Regions from separate parts of the Homo sapiens genome. Here regions 1, 2, 3 and 4 are each linked to region 5. Evidence: chromatin contacts called from ENCODE Hi-C or POLR2A ChIA-PET data. All regions are on one chromosome and are shown on one strand. Each heading gives the region's core, a stretch centred on a gene start or an enhancer-like site at or near the end of the contact. The rest is flanking DNA. Distances are from core to core; before and after follow the strand shown.

Region 1 (2,700 bases), core at 17-2,516, 1.8 Mb before region 5:
TATTCCTTCTAAAACTTTCATCTTCAAATGTTAACTCACTCAGTATTTTAAAAGCTGATATATAATTGGTTTACAACTAAATTTGGGTTGTTTGCCACTAAAACTTAGGTAAAATAGGAAAGGGGGCACTTTCTTAACTTCCATAAAACTTCATGTTAATACATAGAATTTCAAGTTTTTCTTTAACAAATTGTTCTTAGTTTTTGGTGCTTCTTGTCAGTACGATCTTCTTAGATTGTATTTGATTTGACACATTATGTATTTACTTATTGTACGCTGAATATAACGTCATTCCCCGGTGTTCTGCAAAGCACAACACTCATCCCGATCTGGTGCTCTAACCCCTGGGACCCTTTGGGCCAGACCATGACAAAGGCTGCCTGCCAGGTTTCAGCGAAACTTAGACCACCAAGAATTTACACACTTCACAGGGGTGCCCTAAGGAATAAATGAGATTAAAAAAAAAAGTCTGCGGGGAAACCCTGAGGCCCTATTAGAAATGCTAATCGTTTCCTTCTCTAGCTCCTATTAAAATGTTAGAAAACCGAGGGAGACTCTCCTGAACAGGGTGGGGATGCTCGGCTGCTCTGTGGCTTAGCAAGCGACCCCAGCTGCCCTGCCAGGGCCGGTCGGCCGCGATTCCGTCCCGACGGGGGGGATCCTCGGCGGCACTACGGACGCCAGTCTGCCAAGGAGGCAGCGGGGTTCGGCCTGTTGGCCCCAGACTGTGTGGCAGGCAAAAGGTGAACGTCAAAGCCTGTCCCCGGCTTCTTCACATCTCGCGCCTCCGCGGGCGTCGGGCCGCCCCCGTGAGCCTCCCCGGATGGACTGGGTTTTAGGGACCCCCGCAGCCGGACTGCAAAGCTTCCCACCAACCCTTCCCGCGAACCTCCCAGCCCGGGCCGCAAGCCCAGCTCCGGGCGCGACGACGTGGGGCCGGAGGTAGAAGGAGTCTCAGCGCGGCGGGGGCCGGGGGGCGGGGAAGCCCCCCCACCCACGAGAAAGGTCTTACATCAGCCGCCCCACGTGCAATCGGAGAGAGGGAGGAAGTCGCTCCTCTATTCGGGCTGCGCCTTTCCCCAGCCTCCGCCCCGCCCGCCGCGAGTCTCCCCGCCCCGCCTTGGTGCAGCCGCGGCCGCCGAGCCGAGCAGCGCCGCGCGGGGCCGAGTGGAGCCGAGCAGCTGCCGCGCCGCGTCGCCGGTTTAAGCGCAGTGCAGGCCGCGGCCGGGGGCGGCGGTAGTGAGCCCAGCGCTGCGCTCCAGCCCCCTTTTCCCTCCATGGTTTCTCTCCGCTCCCGTGAGTAACTTGGCTCCGGGGGCTCCGCTCGCCTGCCCGCACGCCGCCCGCCACCCAGGACCGCGCCGCCGGCCTCCGCCGCTAGCAAACCCTTCCGACGGCCCTCGCTGCGCAAGCCGGGACGCCTCTCCCCCCTCCGCCCCCGCCGCGGAAAGTTAAGTTTGAAGAGGGGGGAAGAGGGGAACATGGACATGAAGAGGAGGATCCACCTGGAGCTGAGGAACCGGACCCCGGCAGCTGTAAGCAGAGACCCCTCTGGGTGCCCTCTCCCCCGATGACTTGCATGTAATGGTGGCCACCTGCGGGGCCCGGGCTGAGGGTTCGCCGGCCCCGGCGCGGGGAAGAGCGCAGCTCGTGGGCTCGGACGGGGAAGGCGGGCGGGCGCGGAGGGGGGAGCGAGCGCGCGAGGATTAACTCTTTGCCGCCCGCGGGCCCCTGGGGCGGCCGGGGGGAGGCAGCGGTGTGGGGGAAAGCAAACTTTGAGCGCTTCGCCCGCCGGGGTCTTTCCCCTGAGGGAGCGCGTGTGCAAGTGGCCGGCGGCGAGAGAGGGAGGCGGGGGTTGTGTAACGCTGGGAGCCATGTTTGCAGCCTCCCGGGATGCGCGGCCGGGCGGAGGCCCGGCCTGCCGAGGAGCTGCGCGGCCATCCCCGCCTGGGCCAGGCCGGGCTCCGCGCGCCCCGGGCCGGCCGGGGAAGGGGCGCGGGTGGGGCGGGACGGGGGCTCTTGTGGCCGGAGCTCGCCGTGGGCGCCGGCCCGGCCGAGGTCAGCAGTCGTGGGGCGAGGAGGGGGCTTTTTTCTTTTGAAGGGAGCGAGAAGCCCCCTCGGGCGCCTGGAGGCCTGGGCGGGCGCGGCCCGGCGCGCGGAGCGGGGGAGGGGCGGGCCAGGGCGGCGGAGGTGGCGCAACCGCCGCCCCTCCCGAGGCCAAGTTTGAAAAAAGGACGTGGTTCCCGCCATTTTTCAAGCCCAAAAATAAAACTTTCTCCCCCGTTCTCTCGCTCCCTCTTCGCCCTCGGCCTTGCCCACTCCTGCCTCCCAGGGGCAGCCCGGGTCGACCAAGGCCAACCGTTGTGGCGACGGCCTCGCCCTTCCCCCTGTGCCGCGGCGGCGGCGCCCGGGGCCCCTGCCCTTGCCCCGGGAGGCTGGCCCCTCCGTGTGGGCGGGCGGCGGCTCTTCACGCCAGCCGGGGCGCGCCACAGGCCGCCGCAGCGCCATGTTGGCGGGTGCCCGTCTCCCTGCGCCTGGTGAGCCGGCCCACGAGCTTGGCCTTGCCCGCCCGCCCTCGGCGCTGGCTGGCGGCCGCCTCTTCCCGCGCCGAGCCCTCGGTCTGTTTCCCCCCGCCCCGCCGGGGCTTGGCTCCCACTGGCGGGAGCCGCGCGCCGCGGCCGCCGCCGACTCATCCCGTCG
Region 2 (2,700 bases), core at 165-2,664, 1.7 Mb before region 5:
GGTAGTGGGTAGGGGGATGGACAAATGGATGGGTGAGACTCTTGAGCCAGATCTGTGGAAAGCAGCCTTGTTAATTCTGAATAACAGTTTTTCAAGGAGCCATTATTATAATTACAGCCATTTCATACGTTAAAAAAAGGAAGGGTCTGGTGGCAGGGACAGGTCTTGAGCCCACGACTCCACTGGATTGTCCCCCATGATCCCCTTTTCACCTTGGAGTTCCAAGGTTGTCACAGTGTGGTGGTCTGGAGTCATGCAGTACCGGAGAAAGGCTCACGATGGGGCTGAATTCATCACAGAAGACTTCTTGGAGACAAGTGGTAGGATCAACAGCTGTCAGACATGAGGGCCTACCTCACCCAGGCTTCATGAAACCCAGAGAGAGAGAAGGATTTGAGAGAAGCCACAGAAAAAGTCAGCTGGGAAGCTGGAGCAGGAGCCCAGAGCCCCTGGGGCACTGTTAGGATTATGCATGGGTAAGGGTTCCACGGTGACAATGGCCCTGTTGGGGGCATCTGGCTAATGGAGTCCTGGGTTCAAGGCCTGCCCCTGCCTCCAGAGCCTTCCTCTTGTGGCCTATAAAATGGCTGTAATAATAATGGCTCACCCAGGGCTGCTATGAGCAGGAATGGGAGTGTCTGTGTGGCCGGGGAGGGGAGAGGAGGTAGGTAGTGACAGCTGAGGCTGCTCCCAGGGCAGTCAGGCCGTCCTCAGCTCAAAGTTCACAGGCCCTTTCTGTGGACTGCAGATTAAGTAAACCTGAGATGTCTGTGTGGCTTTCTGAGCTACACAGGGCTGTTTATTAAGAGGGAGAGTTTGTACCTCTGTTAACTAAAAGGCAGACTGTCTTCCAGCCCAATGGCAGTGTGGCGGATCGGCCATGGTGGACACGGTCAAGGACATCTGGGTACCAGCCTGGGCTCCCAACCTCTCACTCCTAAACCCACCTTTTCTGAAGCTCAACTGATGGCTTTGGCTCGCCTTTGCCCTTCCTTGGGTCTCAGGCTCCCGCTCTGAACTTTCGGTCGACCGCTTAGACGCCCTCTGGGGCACCTTTGGTTTCCAGGTTGTAACCCGCCACTGGCCACGGCCAGGCACGCCCCCTCCTCGGCCGTTATGCCTGGGCTGGCTCCCCCAACTCCCGCGCGGCGAACCCCGTCCCCATCGTCCCCACCTGCACGTGCACCGCTGCCTCCAGCGCCAGGCCCACAGGGTGGCCACGGTGCGCGCCCAGCACCGGGCAAAGCGCGCACACGCAGCGGCGGCAGCGGCGACAGAAGAGCTCAGCCACGCGGTCGCCATGCTCCGGGCAGCGCCAGCCGCATCCCTCGACAAGCTCCGACCTCCCAGGGGTCCGGCTCCCGGTCGCCGCGCCCGCCATTCATCTCCACCTCCTCCGGCTCCCCGGGACACAGGGCGGGGCTCCCAAGGGAAACCGAAACCTCGGCCGTGGGCGGGGCGGCTCCAGGCCGGCCGGCCGACCCCTAGGAGGATGACAGCCCGCCGGGAGCAGCGTCGGGCCTCGGAGCATCCTCCGACCAGCAGGGTGCTCCCTCTGCCCGCCCAGGCCGGGAGGTGGTCCCACCAGAAATGGGAAGCTCCTAATGAGCCAGCTAGGAGAGGGTGGGCTTCCTGCTTAATGACGCTGTTCCAGTAACGCCCAGAAAACTGCAGCCCTGATGATGGGACCAAAGTTGGCTGTGACCTTCCGGGGGTGCTCCTCTCACTTTCCCTTGATCCTCTCTTGCCCTTTTCCCCGGAAAGATAATCATTCCCACAACTGTAAGATACCTTCATCAACCTCAAATAAGGACACAGAGATTCTCCAATTGAGTTTATTTCGGACTGAGCAGAAGGATTGCAATTCGGGAATAAATGTGCCATGGCACCCAAGGGGTGGGGACGCGGAGTACTCAGGGAGGCAAAGGAAAGCAGAGGCTTTTAAAGGCAAAACGAGGAGGATTGCATATACTGTTTTTTTTGTTTGTTTGTTTGTTTTTGTTTTTTTTTTTTTTTTTTTTTTTTGGAGACGGAGTCTCGGTCTGTCGCCCAGGCTGGAGTGCAGTGGCGCCATCTCTGCTCACTGCAAGCTCCGCCTCCCGGGTTCACGCCATTCTCCTGCTTCAGCCTCCCGAGTAGCTGGAACTACAGGCGCCCGCCACCACGCCCGGCTAATTTTTTGTATTTTTAGTAGAAAAGGGGTTTCACTGTTTTAGCCAGGATGGTCTCGATCTCCTGACCCCGTGATCTGCCCGCCTCGGCCTCCCAAAGTGCTGGGATTACAGGCGTGATCCACCGCGCCCGGCCAGATCGTTTTAAAATAATAATACTTGGTTACAAGAATTAATACAGGTGGCTTCAGTCCAAAAGTTGAACAGGCAGTTGCTGGGCAGATGTCCTCATATCATGGCTTTTGTGCAAGGTTGTGGTTCTTTGTGCAAGGTTGCAGTTTGGTGGAATCTTTTGCAATAATAGTTCCTGTTACCAGGCAAATCGTTGATGAGGGCCCCCCACTTCATGGCCTCCCAGCACCATTTAGTTTGTTTGAGACAGGATCTCGCTCTGTTGCCCAGGCTGGAGTGCAATAGTGCGATCATAGCTCACTGCAGCCTCTAACTCCTGGGCTCAAGTGATCTTCCCACCTCATCTCTGGAGTAGCTGGGACTACAGGAGCACCATTTAGTTTGGTTTTGATGTAAG
Region 3 (2,700 bases), core at 192-2,691, 1.6 Mb before region 5:
CACATTCTTCTCTGATGCCCATAGAACACTTAGCCCAGATCTGTCTTTCCAATTAAGTTATGGGACACCTCCTCTTGACATTAGCACTCTGACCTTGGTTCCATCACCTTGTGTGTGCATGTGTGCTTATGCAACAAAAAATTATTAAGTACTCCACTAGGTACCAGGCTGTATTCTAGGTGATGCAATTAATTCAACAATTTGTACATGCCTGTGATGTGTCAAATGCTTACAAACCACCTAGGTTCTGAGAGGTTAAGTAACTTGTCCAGGGTCACACAGCTAGTAAGTAGCAAATGTACAATTTGAATCCAAGCCCGTCTGATTTCAAAGAATGTGGCCTTTCTACTGCTTTAGGCTTTCTCAGTTACACATGATGATAAAACCTACCCCTTGCTGCTGATAGGAAAACAGGTTTAAGCATGCCTAGATGAACAATCTAGGCTGATCAGTGAAACCTAAGTGTTTATTTTCCTAATCCCTGCCAGTCTCTTCTCAGCATTCACTGACCTTGGCCAAAATATCAAGAAACGGGAATCAGAATCCTGGCCTTGAGAGAGGATTGCAAAGACCATATTTTGACTTACTTAGGTCCCAGGTAAGAAAGTTAAGGTAACTGCACTGTCAGGCACACCCAAAAGTAAAAGTTTTGATTCAGCACTGAGAGGTAGAAAGACTATGGGATTCCAAGCTACCCTACTCTCTAGACGCATGGACCTCGAGCCAGTCCTTTCATCTCCCTCTGACTCAGTTTCTTGATCCGTAAAATGGGTCTGTCTTCCCTGCCTTGTGGGAACCCAATGAGGAAATGGGTGGGAATGCACTTTGCAAAGCACAAAGTTCTTGGAACTGTCGTCACCGACACTCCAAATTTACTGTGTCCACCTCACACTCGCGCCCAGCCTTGCCCTGCGAAAAGGGGACCTCACGCCGCTGGAAAGGAGAAAGTCGTTGCAGGAATTTACCTTCAGGGTAATAACCCGGCTGGGAGTCTTGATTTCGAAGATCCCCTCCTCAGCGTCCGCCTTACAGTCAAACACTGCACTGGAGAGGTCGATGCTGTCCAAGGGATTGGCATCCTGAGCGGTCCGCGAGTAATACAGCTGACATTTCCTTTCGTCGTAGAAGAACCAGCGGGATTTCCAGCCCCGGATGGGCCCTTTGCCGCCGAACTTACTTAAATACCCACAGAGTTTCTTGGGGACCGCCTCCAGGGACCGGGCGCAGTCCCCCGATTCTTCCTCCGGAGGCGGCACCTGTGGATCCCTGGCAGACTCTTCGGACCCAGGGGCAGAGGAGCTGGACTCCGGGGCGTTCTCCCCAGCGCCCTCCATCGCTGCCAGCCGGAGACTGCGGAGGGACGAGGGGTCCGCGGGACCACCAGGGACAAATCTCGGAGACTCGGCGGGCAGCTTCCCAAAGGGAGACACCTGGGCGGGGGCGGGGCCGACGGCGAACCCGCCCCCAGGAAGCCACAGAGTCGGGACCGGGTGCGGTGCGCGCGCCTCAAAGATCGCAAACCCAGGTTACGGCGGCTGGCCACGCCCCTCCACCGCCAGGCCACGCCCCCGCAGCGCTCAGTCGGCTCCCTGCAAAGCCCAGCTGCTTCCGGCTTTTTCTCCGCGCCAGTCAGCCATCTTTACTGAGGGCAGCCGTGCTCCCTGGCTTCAGGTTAAAGGCGTGGTGGCACTGAGTTAGGTTAACCGCGGGCAGAGAAGCCTGTCCCTAGCTACACTTCCCTGGTAGTTCGCATAGTCACCTAGAAAGATAGTGCTTTCTTGCACCCGATGGGCTGCTTGTTCCCTCCCTGTGCCGCGCGGGGCACCCTCGGACGGCGCATCTCGCGGCCATTGGCTGAAAGGAAGACCGCTGGGAGGCCCATCTTCCGGCGTCGCCCGGGCAGCGCGGCTCCGGAGCTGTCTGCCACTCTTCTCCTGGTGTTCCTTCAGCCCCGTCAGTGACGCCGCGGACGGCCTTCTTATCCCTCGCCTGACAGCAGTGGCCTCCCCAGCTCTCTGTCCTGGCTCCTATTCGCCTCCTGACAGCGCTGGTTGTGTTGCTTGGGGCGCCCAGGCGCGGCCGCTGCGCTGCGGAAACCCATGCCACTCCTGGGTCATAGTTGGGTGCAGTACATTTATTTTTATTTTGTTATTGCTATTATTATTTTTAGAGACGGTCTGGCTCTGTCACCCAGGCTGGAGTGCAGTGGCGCGATCAGAGCTCACTGCAGTCTCCGCCTCCCGGTCTCAAGCCATCCTCCCGCCTCAGTCTCCCGAGTAGCTGAGACCGCAACTGCGCACCACCACACCCGGCTAATTTTTAAATTGTTTTTTGCAGAGAGGGGGGTCTTGAACTCCTGGCCTCAAGCGATTCTCCTGCCTCGGCCTCCTAAAGTGCTGGAATTACAGGCGAGAGCCACCGCGCCAGGCTGTTTTGTAAATAAGTAAAAGAATTTAGGGTTTGACTAACTTGCTCAACTTCTGCCTCATTTTACCTGTTTCCCCTTAAACTTCTCCCCTTCCCTCCTAAGGCGCATTTCTCCATTAGGGTTGCGGAGCCCAATTGCGTCCAGCTTTCTTTAGGAGCTTCTTTCTGCCTTTCTCTTGCCCTTTGTTCAGCCTTTCCTCTTACTTCATCGTCTCCCCCTCAGCCGTCGTTAACGAGACCCTCATGCACACTCAGTGATATTGACAAGAAGCA
Region 4 (2,700 bases), core at 38-2,537, 1.8 Mb before region 5:
TCCTGGTTGGGGGACACAAGATCAGATGAACCAGTTTATCAATCTGGTGGTGCCAGCTGATCCATCAAGTGCAGGGTCTGCAAAATATCTCAAGCACTGGTCTTAGGTTTTACAATAGTGATGTTATCCCCAGGAGCAATTTGGGGAGGGTCAGAATCTTGTAGCCTCCAGGTGCATGACTCCTACGTGTCTAATCTTGTGGCTAATTTGTTAGTCCTACAAAGGCAGTCTAGTTCCCAGGAAAGAAGGAGGTTTATTTTGGGAAATAACTTATCTTATTTTTTAAATTAATTAATTAATTTATTTATTTTTGAGACAGAGTCTTGCAGTGTCACCAGGCTGGAGTGCAGTGGTGTGATCTGGGCTCACTGCAACCTCCACCTCCCGGGTTCAAGCGATTCTCCTGCCTCAGCCTCTCGAGTAGCTGGGATTACAGGCACGCACCACCACGCCCGGCTAATTTTTTTGTATTTTTAGTAGAGACGGGGTTTCTCCATATTGGTCAGGCTGGTCTCGAACTCCTGACCTCAGGTGATCTGCCTGCCTTGGCCTCCCAAAGTGCTGGGATTACAGGTGTGAGCCACCGCGCCCGCCCAGGTGATTGTATTTTAAGAGCCTGGGGCTGGGAGGTCCGGGTACTAGTCCCATCTCTGCTTTGGCTTTCTGGATGGCTTTGGACAAGCCAGTGCAACTTCTCGAACCTGTTGCCTCTCATATAATAGGAACCTCCGCCACTTCTTGAAAACTTACTACAAGCCAAGTATTGTGATCAGGGGTTTCTATACGTCATCTCACAGTTCTATTTTATTTTTTTGCTTCAGAGAGAAACAAAAATAACGCTCCGGAAGACTGAGTAACGTATATATGAGCAGGAGCTGGTGACTGGCATAGGCTGGACTCGATCCAGCTCTGTGATTCTAACTCTAGCAACCCTGTTTTTTCCATTACACCATAGGGCGCGCTCTCCCCATGCTCCTGAGAGCAGGACATAGACTATGCCCTGCGCAGGCAGCCGTCCGCCTCCTGCAGGGAATGCTTGCTCCTGGGTGCACGCACGGATACCGCGATGGTCCGAGACCACGCTCTGGGACAGCAAGCCTCAAGCCTCGCACAGGAGAGGGCCGCGGAGCTTCCTCGACCCGCCCCGCCGCCCTTCCCGCGGGAGGCCCCGCCCCCGCCCCCCGCCCCGATTGGCTGTCGGGAGAGAGGCGGGGCCTAGGGGATTGGCTGCCCGGCGACCGCGGGCTGACGTGGCGGGGCTGGCGTGTGGGTCTCGCAGCGTTGCTCACAGAACAGAGTAGAGGCGGCGGCGGCGGCGGCCGGACCCAGACTGGTAGTGAGGCTTTGGACCCCGAGCCGCTGCAATGCCGCTGGAGCTGGAGCTGTGTCCCGGGCGCTGGGTGGGCGGGCAACACCCGTGCTTCATCATTGCCGAGATCGGCCAGAACCACCAGGGCGACCTGGACGTAGCCAAGCGCATGATCCGCATGGCCAAGGTGAGGCGGCAGCTCCCGGGACCCGGGATTCGGGCGCCGGGAGGGGCGGGGCGGGGCCGCGGGGAGCCAGGGCCACACGGCCTCCGCGGCTGGGTACCCTGGTCCGGCCTCTTCCCGCCCGCCAGTTCCGTTTTCGGAATCCTTCGGATCCCTCTTCCTCACCGTGTCCGCCACCCTCGTGACCTTTCTGCATTACAGCAGCTGCCTCCTAACCCGACCTGTTTCCTCCCCGTTCTGGTGCCAGAATAATCTTTCTAAAAGTCAGACTTGATCAGACCATCCCCCCTGCCTGGCACCTTCTGTGGCTCCCTCCTGCCCGCGGGTAGAGTCGAAACCCTTTAACATAGCCTTCAAGATTTTAATGACTGGGCCCCTTCCAGCCCGTCATAATTCTTCTCTGACATTCTTCAGCGACACAGAGTTACTTTCAGGAATGACAGTTCCTGGAAGTTGCTGTGGTCTCTCTCACCCGCCATTCCCTGTATATGAAATATGAAGTGGTTAAAAGCCGGGCCTTTGAGTTCAAATCTCAGTTCCACCACTACTAGCTGTGTGAACATGGGCTGCTTACTTAGCCTCCGTGAACCCTTTTCCCCATTTGAAAACGGGGCTTGAAAACAACAGTTCTTTCCACATGGAGTTGTTATGGGGATCAAATGAGATTCTCAGATAGAGCTCTGAGCCCAGCACTTGGCACACATGAGTCGGTAAATGCGTGCTCCCTCTTCTGTTGGGACTGCCATATTCTTCATTACGACCCCAGCCCCCAGCATAAGGCCTGGCCTGCACTATGATTCTTTGGTTTAGAGATAGCTCACCCCATCTTTCCTTTCCCTTCATCAATGCTACTCAACTGATTTTGTATCATTTGTGATAGGTTTTTTAAATGTTTATTTATTTATTTATCTATGTTAGAGACAGGGTCTTGCTCTGTCACCCAGGCTGGAGGTTTTCTCTTACTGTTTTTTTTTTTTTTTCCTGGTTTTTTTTTTTTTTTTTTTTGAGACAGGGTCTCTGTATCACCCAGGCTGGAGTGCAGTGGCATGATCCCGGCTCACTGCAACCTCTGCCTCCCAGGCTTAAGTGATTCTCCCACCTCAGCCTCCCGAGTAGCTGGGACCCACAGGCGTGAACCACCATGCTGGGCTAATTTTTTTGTAGAGATGGGGTTTGGCCATGTTACCCAGGCTGGTCTCGAACTCCT
Region 5 (2,700 bases), core at 90-2,589:
CCCCCGCCCCCGCCACACACACACAAATTGGGACAGGTCAAACATATAAAACGGTATTTGTGATTCAAGCGGACCACATGGGGACCACTCTATCTGCATTGTTTCACTCAAATATTTTCTCCTGTCCAAAAATTCATTTCTGAAAGAGACTGCGTTCACTCAGCAGCAACCTTTGGGACTAGGGGTCTTTAACTCTGATAAATTTTGTTTTCATCAAGAAATTTACACTTAAATTTATCATTTCCAGGAAGAAATTGCTCTCCTTCATACAGTCACCCAGGCTTTCGGCACACCATTTCATGACAAATGTGTCCGAGGAGACCAAAGCAAATCCCCTAGCGAGGGACTGACTAATAAGTCCTGTTGATTGATTTCGAAATGTTTAATTTGGGAGATGTGGGCGGAGGGCATCTACAACCATCAAAAAGTGAAAGTGCTAGTTGAGAGTTCCATTTCTGACCCGGTGCCGGGGAGGAGGAATGATTTGCAATAGTCAGACCCGCTCAGCTGTTCAACACGTGTGTGTTTGTTTTACACACAGAGTAGTTTCTGCTGCAGCGCGCGTGTGCATGATGGATGTGCACTTCGCTGGGTTATAACGTGTCCAGTTAAGAAACCCACGCCGTACGTGTAAAGAAATCAAACCTTATCCCCGGAACCATCTGCATCCCTGTGTGAAACACGCACCCAGTAAATGATGCGGGGAGGGGGGATTAGCCTGGGCGCAGAGGACCGGAGCAACGTAAACAGCTTTAGAACCTATGCAAGAGGAAAGTGCAGCTGCACCTCAGGGCGTCTTCGGGCTGGTGCCAGACGCCTTCTGCACCGGCTGCCAGGTCACTGGAGCTGGTCAGAAGCTGGCTGGCGGAGCCTTCCCTTTCGGAAGAGCTGTCCTCTCCCTTACCCCCCTCGCCCTGGCTCCGTGCCTCGGGGCAGCCTCGGAGGCGCGCCAGCAGCACTCCTCCAACTCTACTCCACCCGAGCCTGACAGCTGGGCGGTCCCGCCTGACCCGTGGGCAGGCCGCTGCACCCTCCCGCAGACGCACGCCCTGGCGAGCGGTTCCGCTGCAAAAAGAGAAGCCCCCAGGCCGGGGCCGGCCGTGCGGCGGAGTTTCCATTGTGCGGCCGTGCGACTGGCCGAGGAACGCGCGCGCGCGCGCGCGCACACGAACACACACACCCTCCCTCGCACACGCGGAACCGGCTGGGCCAGGGGAGGGAGGAGGAGGGTGACGTAGCGTCCCATGGCGTCACATTGACGTCTCGCATTCCAGGCACTCTATGGAGAGGCCGCTAGGGCTCCTGTGGCATAAATGACGTGCCGAGAGAGCGAGCGAACGCGCAGCCGGGAGAGCGGAGTCTCCTGCCTCCCGCCCCCCACCCCTCCAGCTCCTGCTCCTCCTCCGCTCCCCATACACAGACGCGCTCACACCCGCTCCCTCACTCGCACACACAGACACAAGCGCGCACACAGGCTCCGCACACACACTTCGCTCTCCCGCGCGCTCACACCCCTCTTGCCCTGAGCCCTTGCCGGTGCAGCGCGGCGCCGCAGCTGGACGCCCCTCCCGGGCTCACTTTGCAACGCTGACGGTGCCGGCAGTGGCCGTGGAGGTGGGAACAGCGGCGGCATCCTCCCCCCTGGTCACAGCCCAAGCCAGGACGCCCGCGGAACCTCTCGGCTGTGCTCTCCCATGAGTCGGGATCGCAGCATCCCCCACCAGCCGCTCACCGCCTCCGGGAGCCGCTGGGCTTGTACACCGCAGCCCTTCCGGGACAGCAGCTGTGACTCCCCCCCAGTGCAGATTTCGGGACAGCTCTCTAGAAACTCGCTCTAAAGACGGAACCGCCACAGCACTCAAGTACGTATGAGATTCGCCCAGTTAATAAGGGGACTTGCTAAAAAAGTTGGCTTGCTGGGAAGCGTCGCTCCTGAAATTGACAACTTTGAGTGTGGGGTTCCCTCCCCTGACCTTGCCGCCCGGCTCCGGCTTTGCTAGCCCAGCGGCCCGTAGGTTCTGATCTGAAACTTTTCCCCTGTAGTGGGCCCGCGGGGATCTCTGGAGCTCGTGGGATTCCTCCCCCCACTCGAAGAGGCGAAAAGCCTCTAACAAAGAGGAGGACCGGGATTTGTGCTATAGCGGCTCCAGCGATGTAATTCAGGGTATTTCGGCTCTAGTTGTCATGGTAATGATGCTCTCGGCGGCGGCGGCGGCGGCGGCAGCGGCAGCGGCAGGGAGTTGCAGCTCCGGTGATGAACGGCAGTAATTTTCCTGCCTTTTAAGTAGGATTGAAAATAGGAGCTCTGGTGGGTCCAAGTAAATGTTGCTAATGGTGGCACCGAGCTGGTTCTCTGGAAGGAAGCTTAGGAGGGAAGGGCCTAGGCAGCGACGGCCAGAGTTTGCAGACGCACTCGGAGGACCTCAGGAAAGAGGGCGTAATTGTAGGAATGTGGCTTATTGTATTGAAATGAGCCTGGGGTTCCACTAGGCACGTCTGCCTGTCGTCGCTGACATGCCGGTTTACACTTTTCCCTTAGGAGGTAAATCGGGTGTAATTGGCGACTCCCGCACACTGACACGTGTGGGGACGGTGTCCCTCTCCTCTGGACGTTGGCTCGGTGTGGGAAAGGCATGCTTTTTCACGGACAGAACTCGCGCTTTTGGAGAAGTTGCTCCGAGTGTTTTACTCTTAGTAGAA

What was found. A loop is a pair of places that touch in the nucleus more often than their neighbours do. ChIA-PET counts read pairs that join two places held with the same protein, here RNA polymerase II (POLR2A). Pooled maps may share reads with other maps.
Region 1: a loop to region 5 is called in a map of CD8-positive, alpha-beta T cell, with 8 times the contacts of the local background. The contact joins the promoter of ANP32B here to the promoter of NR4A3 in region 5. A Hi-C loop is called at or near these places in 3 of 168 maps with a recorded cell type or tissue (CD8-positive, alpha-beta T cell, gastrocnemius medialis and naive thymus-derived CD4-positive, alpha-beta T cell), 3 of 37 single-sample maps with no recorded cell type and 21 of 50 pooled maps.
Region 2: a map with no recorded cell type shows a loop between it and region 5 (9-fold over the local background). The contact joins the promoter of TRIM14 here to the promoter of NR4A3 in region 5. A Hi-C loop is called at or near these places in 1 of 168 maps with a recorded cell type or tissue (CD8-positive, alpha-beta T cell), 1 of 37 single-sample maps with no recorded cell type and 7 of 50 pooled maps. POLR2A ChIA-PET finds 5 or more read pairs at or near these places in 1 of 52 experiments (GM12878).
Region 3: a loop to region 5 is called in a map of aorta, with 5 times the contacts of the local background. The contact joins the promoter of TBC1D2 here to the promoter of NR4A3 in region 5. A Hi-C loop is called at or near these places in 1 of 168 maps with a recorded cell type or tissue (aorta) and 13 of 50 pooled maps. POLR2A ChIA-PET finds 5 or more read pairs at or near these places in 1 of 52 experiments (activated CD4-positive, alpha-beta T cell).
Region 4: a map of ascending aorta shows a loop between it and region 5 (9-fold over the local background). The contact joins the promoter of NANS here to the promoter of NR4A3 in region 5. A Hi-C loop is called at or near these places in 2 of 168 maps with a recorded cell type or tissue (ascending aorta and sigmoid colon) and 15 of 50 pooled maps. POLR2A ChIA-PET finds 5 or more read pairs at or near these places in 1 of 52 experiments (PC-9).

Annotation. Positions count from the first base shown.
Region 1 is chr9:97,982,075-97,984,774 of GRCh38, forward strand. It overlaps ANP32B (acidic nuclear phosphoprotein 32 family member B), which reads left to right and starts at 1,267. Exons shown (of 7, transcript NM_006401.3): 1 at 1,267-1,535. The coding sequence starts at 1,482. The region is part of intron 2 of LOC124902226 (a long non-coding RNA gene); the gene reads right to left. RefSeq lists silencers at 837-1,496, 1,647-1,736, 1,927-2,006, 2,077-2,276, 2,287-2,336 and 2 more and an enhancer at 1,137-2,019.
Region 2 is chr9:98,117,808-98,120,507 of GRCh38, forward strand. It overlaps TRIM14 (tripartite motif containing 14), which reads right to left and starts at 1,415. Exons shown (of 6, transcript NM_014788.4): 1 at 1,175-1,415. The coding sequence starts at 1,381. RefSeq lists an enhancer at 889-938 and a silencer at 1,249-1,348.
Region 3 is chr9:98,254,208-98,256,907 of GRCh38, forward strand. TBC1D2 (TBC1 domain family member 2) reads right to left here and starts at 1,442. Exons shown (of 13, transcript NM_001267571.2): 1 at 966-1,442. The coding sequence starts at 1,334. RefSeq lists a silencer at 1,457-1,506 and an enhancer at 1,677-2,166.
Region 4 is chr9:98,055,445-98,058,144 of GRCh38, forward strand. NANS (N-acetylneuraminate synthase) reads left to right here and starts at 1,288. Exons shown (of 6, transcript NM_018946.4): 1 at 1,288-1,496. The coding sequence starts at 1,365. It also overlaps a transcript of TRIM14 not described here. RefSeq lists enhancers at 797-846, 1,887-2,006 and silencers at 1,037-1,386, 1,467-1,636.
Region 5 is chr9:99,820,546-99,823,245 of GRCh38, forward strand. NR4A3 (nuclear receptor subfamily 4 group A member 3) reads left to right here and starts at 1,340. Exons shown (of 8, transcript NM_006981.4): 1 at 1,340-1,862. RefSeq lists a silencer at 1,434-1,483 and an enhancer at 2,058-2,570.